Regions from separate parts of the Homo sapiens genome. Here region 1 is linked to region 2. A link is a loop called in an ENCODE intact Hi-C map of the cell type or tissue named here. Cell type or tissue: endothelial cell of umbilical vein. All regions are shown on one strand.

Region 1 (5,000 bases), 54 kb after region 2:
GAGCCCATGAGTCATCTAAAGTTGGGAGAAACAACCCCCTTCCAGGTTCATGCATGGCCTTCAGGAGGTCTTTGAGCCCTCTGAAATTATAGGATATTTTGTACAACTGGTGGCATATTAAAAAATACATGCTCATGTATTTTTTAAAAGCCAACAAATGCCTATTGTCTTTGTAACAGAAACTATAGGAAGTAAAGCTTGATCATACGTTCTCAGCTGCCATGACCTCACAAAGCTTATGAATCTCAAAGAGACTGCAAGGTGGGGAGCGGAGAGAAAATTATACTCCTTAAGGAAGTGGGAAACTTTTATTTTACAGGTTCCAAAAGTGAACCTGGAGTGTAAAAGCAGGTGGAGACGCCAGCTTAAAGAGTCACCACTTCAGCAAATCAAACATCAAGCAAGCATCTTCCAATTCCATGATTCAGGTCTCCAAATAAGTAAAATAAAGTCTCTCAAATTTAATTCAACTATTTCCCTCCCTAGTTTTATGCAAACAAACCAAAAGTTAGGGGAAAATCCCTACGACACACAGCCTTTGGCTCTCAACCTTAACTGCAAAAGTCAAGTCTAACCAGCAGCACATATGATCTAGTTATGCCACCTCTGAGAACCTCACAGTGGTGTTTCCTTCCCTTTTCTCTGTGCTTTGGACTCAAGCTACCCTGTAACGATATTTTGACTTCAGAAAATAGAACCATCCACCACCCTCTCCTCCCTTCAAATCTCACTGAAACATGCTATTATGGTGTCCATTAAGTCTGTGTTTAGAATGGTCAGCTGGTGAGGGAGTTAATTTGGGAGAATTTGTCTCCTTGTGGGTCAGTATTGCAGAGCAACTTTCCTGCCCTCTTGTCTGGAAAGAGAATCATGGACTCACTGTTTTCTTGTGCTGGAAGTGGATCATGGACTCACTGCTTTCTTTGTGGTCAAGAACCACATGACACCCTTGGAGAATAAACCTACTACAACATAAACAAAAATCTACTACATCCACTCAGTAAGCTATTTCATTCCAAATTATTTTATGAACTTTGTATGTCTACAGCTCTACTTAACAAGTGCTGAATAGCATAGCCGGTCAAGTATTAAATAAAACTCTTAGGCAAGTTGTCCTCCCACAGTTTTTTTACACAATAACACACTCAGAAATCAAAATGTTTAGTAGAGCCAGATGTTACACTACTGGACTGTGGTTCAAGGGTTGGCTTATGAATCACGTTTGTTTATTACTTGTGTAATAGAATCTGAAAACTGAAGTTTTCACCAGGCAACAAAACATAATAGATATAAAATTCCAGAGAAAGGTGCCAAAACATGTTATGAAGATTTTCAAAATAAATGGCCTTGAGAACCTGGGTATGCCTGTTGGGCTTCTCAGCTACATGAGGGCCCCAGAAGAAGGGTCAGAGAATGGAGACAAAAGAGATTGGAGAAGCTATCTCTTGATGGAGGGGAGGGGGAAGCATTACTTTGCCAAGCTTTCCACGCTCTCAGGGAGTTGGGAGGAGGGGCAACCTTCTAACTATGGGCTTGGAGGAGAGAATCCCTCAGAGAGCAGTGAAAGTGTTTCCTGAGGCTGAGAGGCTTAGAAGCCCAACTCACTTTTGAGAAAGATGAAATTGATGGTATGGCCAAGGTCTAACTCCTACCAGGTGGGGATCTAAAAGGCATGAGAATGGCTGACTTCTTTGGAGTGCTGCTGCCTTGGGACTCATGCCAGTCCCAGGCCAGGGAAGCATGAGCATTCCTTGCAAGAGCTGTGTCCCCTACCATACAAAGTGAGCCAATATGGGGACTGTCTTGATTTAGTCCAGTAGAGCCACCTGGAGGAGGCTGGAGGAGCTTTGAGATACGCTGCTTGGTGTCTAGGGGCTGAGGAAGAAGTCATGATGACTATCAGAACAAAGAAATAGAAGTTGCTGAGTCAAGGAAATTGTAGAAAAAAAGAGGAAAAACACTGAAGAATCCAGGAAAATGACATCTCAAGGGGAAAATGCATCTGTAAGACCAGAATGAGACCAAATGACAACAGTGCCAGCTCAAGTAAGAAGTCCTATGTGTCACCTCTCCCTGTCACCCCCAGCCCCATGGACTCCCGTGGAATCAAAATAGCAGCTATCAAGATAGGCAAAGAAGAGTAGAAACGTGAGGTAAAGAAAAGAAGAAGGACTACCACCCTGTACCTTAATGCAGGCTTCCATCCTAAAAACTAGCCCAAGAGTAGGGAGTGGAAGATGGGAGAAAAATGGAGGTGGGAGAGAAAGAGGTTTAACAGTAAATTAAGTTCAAAGGTTTGAATATTACACAGGACTGGATTTTCTAATTTTCTCATCTAACTTACTTGTGACTTAGTTACTGTAGATCACCTGTCACTTAAGAATAAGCAGGAACTTATAGGCTGCTGGGGTCCTCATGCAGAGCAGAAAAGTTACCCCACAGACTAAATTTCCCACTGTAAAAGGACAATGGAAAAACGAAGTTGTGTTTTTACTAATCTGTAAGCTATGCTTTTTCAATATGCTAGCTATACGTATTTTCAAAAGACACAGGATCTGAATCTTTGCTGTGCAAAACCATCTCCCAGAGAGGACTGCTCAGCCACATGAAATATATGGGTTTGACACCTTTATAGGATAATGAAATGACATTTTCCTCTGTGACACCAGCATCATGTGTCTGGCACTTAAGTTCTCTGACCTCGTTTTGAGACTTACAAATTCTTTTCCTGATACTGCTCAAATTTCTCTCTTGTGTGTCATACCCTAATCACCATGCCAGATTTCCTAGCATAAACAGCAACTGCAAGAAAGTCTGTTTCTATTCTCTGTTCACTCTGTCTAAACCTGCACAAATTCATTGATTTTAATCATGCTGCTTTCACCTTTATTTGGCCCCCCAAAATATCCTAATTTTCACCAACTATTTCACACTTTCCTTATTTGATCTTGATCTTTCTATTTTCATTTCTTTAAATATCTTTCAGTTCCTTCTTTTCTTTAATCAAGGGAATGCTAGAATCAAAAATGCAAGAAGTATTCTGGGAATCTTTGAACAAAAGTGGGAGTGTATGAGTTCTCTCATTAAATTACAAAAGTGAAGAGACCTTAAAGAGTCCCACCATCTTAATTGACAGATGTGAAAACTGACTCCCCAGGAGTTTATGCAACTGATTAGACGACCAGCAAGTGCACAGTGGTACCAGAATCAGGGCTCCAGGTCCCAAGCCTGGGGTCCTTTCCAATGCACTGACTGCTTTGAAGTACATAACGTAATAAATACTAAAACTAAACTAAACTGAGATGTCATGAAGACGACTAGAGATTAACTTTATAATTAATAGCATTCCCAAATCTAAAGATAATGAGACTTCTGTTTGCCACCACAGGGAGTAACATAGGCTCAAATCAGCCTTCTGCTGAAAACAGTTTTAAAACCTGACAAAATATATAAAACAACTATTTCAGACATAAGACAACCAGAAGCACAGGACTGTGATCCTCAAGAGAAGAGAAACAAGCAAAGCAAATGCTACAATTACCCTGTTTTTCTGCCTCGAAGCAGTTTCTAAACTGCAGCACAGGAAAGGGAAACTGAAACAATTCGGTGGTCTCACTGAGTTGAAGAGACAGACGTTAGAGTTCAGGGACACCTAGACAGCTAGAATTTGCCGAGTAGAGTATAAGAGAAGAGGTAACTATGCAAAGAAAGACTTCCAGAAATCTGTATAGGATTCCCCTCAAGTCTTTGGACAAATAGTAATCATCATGAGGTCAGGCAAAGAGAAGCTGCTGGGGAAAGAATAAGTACCAGGGAAGGGTACGCTGAACACTTCCCAGAGTTCACATACTGTTTGGAGTTGTTGGAATTTTCTCAAGCCAGAGTATTGAAATCTTCAGAATATATAGATTATTCAACAGAGGGAGACTAGATGGGTGATGCCTGAGTAGTGGCCTAAAGTAGCCCTAGAGTAAAGGCTTCTTTAGAGTCACTCTCAAAGAGCTTAAAAACATGGCTCAAGAGAATCAAACAAGGATCAACAGGATCACCAAGTAACTTCAGTTACTATCCAAAAGGGCCAGCATTCTCTAAGCAATATAACCAAATCCAGCATCCAACAACATAAAAATTTAAATGTCAGGCATTCAATAAAAAATGAGAAGATGCTGAAACATTTGGAAAGCAAATAATGCAGTTCTAAATAACACAGGAGTCAAAGATAAAATCCAAATGGAAATTAGAAAGTATTCTGAACTTCCAAAAAAAAGATAAAAACAACATAACATCATTTGTGGCATGGCATTAAAGCAATAGTTAGTGGGAAATTTATAATATTAAATGCCTATATGAGAAATAAAAGGGTCTTAAAGTAATAAGTTTGTGTCAACCATAGTATAGAAAAAGTAAAAATAAAGCCCAAAGTAAGAAGAAAGTGGATAATAAAGATCAAAATATAAATCGGTGAAATAAAAAACAGAAAATCAATAGAGAAAATCAATGAAGCCAAAAACTGGTTCTACAAGAAGATTAGTAAAATAGATAAATCTTGACACCAGTCCTACAACAGCATGGTCAGGTAGCGCAGAGCTGGTCAGATGCACTTACTCTCATCTAACCAAAAAGTAGGAGCCAATGCCATTATCTGGGTCATTGCTATCTGGCGAAGCTCAACAGTATCCTGAGCACCAGAGAGGAGACTGGCAGAGGAACTGAATCAAAGAGGTTGTGAAGGATATAGGGGTGGCAGAAGTGGGGACCGAAGAGACCCCTCTAAACCCCGGAGGCTGTGGCCGCTAGTCACTGGGAGCCACTGCTCTGTTTCGGATTGAAGAACGACTTAGTTGGTGTGGTGATCAGTCACGGTGGGTCAAAAATAAAGGATAGCCAAAGCACAACAAACATCAAAATCCAGATAAAGAAAAGGACATCTGGAATCATTAGTCAACATTTTTGGCAGCAAGGCGATGCAAACAAAAGCAAAAGTAGTAATAGATAAATGT
Region 2 (5,000 bases):
AAACAAAATGAAAATCTTATACTCCTTCATCCAAACTTCTACATTCTAGTAACTTTAACCTTTGCCCATTATTCCCCCGTTTTGAGACTGAGAACTAGTTCCTGAGCTATAACTTGGGGTTCTTCTTTTGTTTTTTCACTTCTCTAATACTTGTTTAACAAATCCTTAACATTGAAATCTCTTTGCTAAAACAAACAAACAAAATTAGTCTGGTTTCTGTTTTTCTAACTGAAGCCTACTGGACACACTGCCTCATAGGGGTATTTTGAGGCTGAGACAAGGCATATATAGCACATAGCTCAAATGGTATATCACCCACAGAAGACACTCAGCAGGTAGAAGAATTTTCCTGCTGATCACATCTCTTCCCTACTTCGTTGTACTACTTCTAGTTGAGCAGGTCAAAACTTCTCTCTGAACTTATTTATAAAAGGAGGTAACATTTCTCTAAAAATGGGGGTATGTGTTGGGGGAAGTGAAGGAAAACATCAACCTTGTGAAGAAATAAATAATACTTCATTTCTAGTGCTACTACTAGTACTTTCATCCTGCCGCCCTCTCACAGGAGTTCATAAATACTGAGGCCACCCTCTAGTGCTAAGTGATCAGAAAGGCCTCCTGCTCACTATTGACAAGTCAAAGGAACACTTTCTGGAAGAAACCATAGGTATTCTCTGTTACGGGGCATTCTCAGGACAATCTCCTAAATGAACCCTGAGAGCCCTGGCATCACTAAGGATTGTCCCTACCCAAAGGAAATGATGGGACTAACCGCCTTTGTTGATCTCAAGTAAGACATGCTAACACTAAAGAACTATTTTCAAAGACAAGGTGATCATTTCACAGAGGATAGAAAACCCAAAACTCTCACAAACCCCATGCTTAGAGCCCCTTTAATCCTCTGATGTGTATCTGTGAATCCTGAGAGTCTAGGACTCATCACGTCATCAAAATAGTCCACTTTCAGTAGAAACCTGAGAGCAGAGAAGGTGACAGCCTCATCTCATTGCTTGGCATTGTTTGTGAGAGAAAGCAAAGAAAGTGAGGAAGCCTTTATATCGTGCTATTTCTTTTCCATGGCAATCAAAATAATTAAAGCGCAGTTCAGCTGAGGACAGGCAAGTGTTCACATACACACTATTCCCACAAACATATACTCTATTTTAAATACACACACAGCCTTTTTTTCACGAAACAAACTTTTTAGCAAACAAAATAAGTTATAATATACTTTTAAGAATATAGCTTGGGTAGAAAGAGTTTGTACTAAAAAGCCTGCAACTTATTATTTTGAAAATCTTGATCCAAGGATCTACATTTTTAAAATAGAGTAGATAATATCTACCTGTATTTTTCATTTTTTCATTCTGTGCCTCTAAATTCCATTTAGAATTTTGAAGTCATGTTGTACCACCCAAATCAAGATAATTTTATTCATCTAGTTAGATTTTCTTCAGTGAAAAAATTACAGGTGATCTTAATTTATGATGAAGTTATGTCCCCATAAGCCTATAGTAAGTTGAAAATGCATTTAATGCACCAAACATCATAGCTTAGCATAGTCTACCTCAAATGTTCTGAGAACACTTACATTAGCCTCCAGTTGGGCAACATCATCTAACACAAAGCCTATTTTATAATAAAATGTTGAAAATCTCATGTAATTAATGGAATACTACACTAAAAGTGAAAAAAATAGAATAGCTCTGTAGGTACTCAAAGTATGGTTACTATTGAATTTGTATCACTTTTGCACCACTGGAAAGTATGAAAATAGTAACTCAAACCACGGTAAGTCGGGGATTTCCTGTAGTAAAAGGAGGTGGTAATATGTACCTAGCAGAGAGTTGTTATTTCACTTCTACTAGAGTGTAACAATTAAGAATACATAGCTATAGGCCGGGTGTGGGGGCTCACACCTGGAATCCCAGCACTTTGGCAGGCTGAGGCAGGTGGATCACTTGAGCCCAGGAGCTCAAGACCAGCCCAGGCAACATGGTGAAACCCCATCTCAACTAAAAATACAAAAAATTGTCCAGGCATGGTGGTGCACACCTGTAGTCCCAGCTACTCAGGAGGCTGAGGTGGGAGAATCACCTGAGCCCAGGAAGTCGAGGCTGCGGCGAGCGGAGATGGCAGCACTGCACTCCAGCCTGCATTGACAGACTGACACCCTGTTTCAAAAAAACAAAAACAAAAACCACCACAACAAAAAACTCAGAATACACAGCTATGTATCAGGAATTATATGCTACCTTCCAAGGTCCCCAGTGGATGCCTGAAACCATGGATAGTATCCTACTCTATATACACTACGGTTTTTCCTGTACATATGTACTTAAGATAAAGTTAATTTATAAATTAGGCACAGTAAGAAATTAACAACAGTAACTAACAATAAAATAGAACAATTATAACAATACATTGTAATTAAAAATATGCAAATATGGTATCTTTCTCTTTCAAAATATCTTATTGTACTGTACTCACGCTTCTTATGATGATGTAAAATGGTCAAATGGCTACGTGATGGGATGAAGTGAGGGCAATAACACAGGTATTGTGACGTAGATGGAAAATTCCAGAAATAAACAACTCTTAAGTTTCAAACTGTGCACTGTTCTGAGTGGTGCGATGAAATCTCTTGCCCTCCTGCTTCGGCCCACTGGATGGCAATGAGTCACCACGTAGTCACCTTGGCGATTAGAGCAACTGTTGCAGTATTGCAGTGCTTGTGTTCAAGTGACCCTTATTGTACTTAATAGTGGCCCCAAAACACAGGGTAGTGATGTAATATTTTTGAACTATAGTTGACCCCGAGTAACTGAAACTGTGGAAAATGAAACTGCAGCTAAGGGAAGACTACTTTACTATACATCTAGACGTGTACTGATTATACAAAATGGTAAAATATTATTAGCTATAACTGTAACATGGACTAAGTCAAGTTGTTAGCATAATAATTTCAAGTTACATGATTCACCCATGTATATGTAAAAGTCTTCCCAAAAGGCTTAGTGAAATTGTAAGATTTAATATTTTTAGAAGTATAAACACTACAGACTTTTATATAAAAGTTTCAAACAAGTTTTATTTAAAAGTGTAATGACTTACATTTATTTTTCATTTATATAGCTTTGTTAATTTAGAGTAACACATTTTAAAATTTTTAGTTTTTAGTTCCTCTGGTTGAAGATGGGAAGCGTTGACTGAAACAAGAAATTAAGTCTTTTCGGACAACTTGAATTTCCAACTTGGGCATAATTATTAAAATGCTTAGTAGATAACTTCAGGATTGTGGCTGTGGCCATTACCAAATTTGAAAGAAAAAAGTGACTTGAAATGAAAGTGCATTGCAGTTCCAGTAACAAATAGATGATAAACTTTATTTATCTTAAGTTTAATTTATTCAGAAACTTACAGAAAAGCTGGAGTTACTATAAAAATATTTTTTTTCCTGAATCAATAGGTTACTGCTTCACTCCTTCATGTATATTTCTTACAACCAAAATATTTTCTACATAAATACAACAAGCCATCAAAGTTGAGAAATTAACAATGATAGCATCTAATCTTCAGACTCCACCCAAGTTTTGCCAATTGTCCCAGTAATGTTAGTCTTTTATGGCGAAAGGAACCAGTTCAGGACCACACACTACATTCAGTTGTCATGTCTCTAAGCTCCTTCAGTCTAGAACAGATCCTCTGTCTTTCCTTGACTTTCATGACCTTGAGACTTGGATATTATTTTTGTGACATGTCCCTCAGTTTGTTTTTTCTTCATTATTAGATTCATGTTATGCAGTTTTGTTAGAAGTATAACAAGAGTAACAATGTAGTTTGTCATTTCATCTTATTAAATGGAATAAAATTTCTATTTATTCCACTGCAATGGAATATCATTGGAATTCATCACTTGATGAAGGTGACATCTGCCAGGCTTTTCCACTGTAAATTACTCATTTTGCCTTCATTATTCAACTGTACTTTGTGGGAAAGTACTTTGAAATTATGTAAATACCCTTCCTCATCAAAATTTTAATTGTTATTTAGCTCATGATTTCTTATTTTATTCCCTTATTGCCTTTATTATTATGATTCTCAAATTTTCCCACATTTGGCCAGTGGGGTTCTCTTCAAGCTGGCTTTTGTGCCCATTTGGTATGTCCCAATTATTTTTTTAGTACTTCCTTGCTTTTTGCTTCAAAAGATGTTCCACTTTTAATTGCCCCTTTCCCTTCCTGTCCTGGCCCTGAAATCAGCCATTTCTTCAAGGAACTTTGGGTTCTTTAGTGGAGAATGGCATCTAGAAGCCAAGATATGGGCAATAGCTGTGCTCATTATTAGGGTTGTCTTAGTTTGAGCTGCCATAACAATATACCATAGACTGGGTGGTTTAAGCAGTAGACATTTATTTCTCACAGTTCTGGAGGCTGGAAGGTCCAGTATCAAGGTGCCGACAGCTTCGGTTCCTGGTGAGAGCACTCCTCCTGGCTTGTAGGCAGCCGCCTCCTCTCTCTGTGTTCACATGCCATTTTTGGTGCATGCACACGGAGGGTGAGAGAATGCTCTGGTGTCTCTTCCTCTTCTTGTAAGGGCACTTATCACATCATGTGGGCTCCAACCTTAAGACCTCATCTAAACCTAAATACCTCCCAAAGTCCTCACCTCCAAATACTATTACCTTGGGGGTTAGAGCTTCAACATATGAATTGTTGGGGGATACATTCAGTCCATAACTAGGTGTTACTGCTGCTACTGTCTCTCAGGAGGGAAGCTAGAGTCTAAATCCATTAGGTTGGTGCAAAAGTAATTGCAGGTTTTGCCATTACTTTTACTCTTTCTCTATCTCTATATAAATAGAGATAGAGATGATGTAGATATAGCTATATTAGGTTGGTGCAAAAGTAATTCTGGTTTTTGCCACTAAAAGTAATGGCAAAAAAATATATCTGTATCTATGTATATACAGATAAAGAGCAAAATATATCTACACATAT

The links. A loop is a pair of places that touch in the nucleus more often than their neighbours do. Peaks named below come from ENCODE experiments on the same cell type or tissue, not always from the same donor. Only the 100,000 strongest peaks of a DNase experiment are listed, where the experiment ranks them.
Region 1: it touches region 2 in a loop (3-fold over the local background); 3 of 110 quality-filtered maps call a loop at or near these places.

What each region holds. Positions count from the first base shown.
Region 1 is chr5:115,975,903-115,980,902 of GRCh38, reverse strand. The region is part of intron 1 of LVRN (laeverin); the gene reads right to left. Among named protein-coding and RNA genes, the nearest start is that of LVRN, 16 kb to the right of the region's middle. RefSeq lists an enhancer at 3,445-3,734. In endothelial cell of umbilical vein, no CTCF peak of the experiment used is centred here; a DNase peak (open chromatin) is centred at 2,742; H3K27ac peaks cover 1,645 bases.
Region 2 is chr5:116,029,996-116,034,995 of GRCh38, reverse strand. It overlaps ARL14EPL (ARF like GTPase 14 effector protein like), which reads right to left and starts at 2,524. Exons shown (of 4, transcript NM_001195581.2): 1 at 2,491-2,524. RefSeq lists an enhancer at 2,880-2,929. In endothelial cell of umbilical vein, a CTCF peak has its summit at 2,646 (motif pointing right); a DNase peak (open chromatin) is centred at 2,705; H3K27ac peaks cover 561 bases.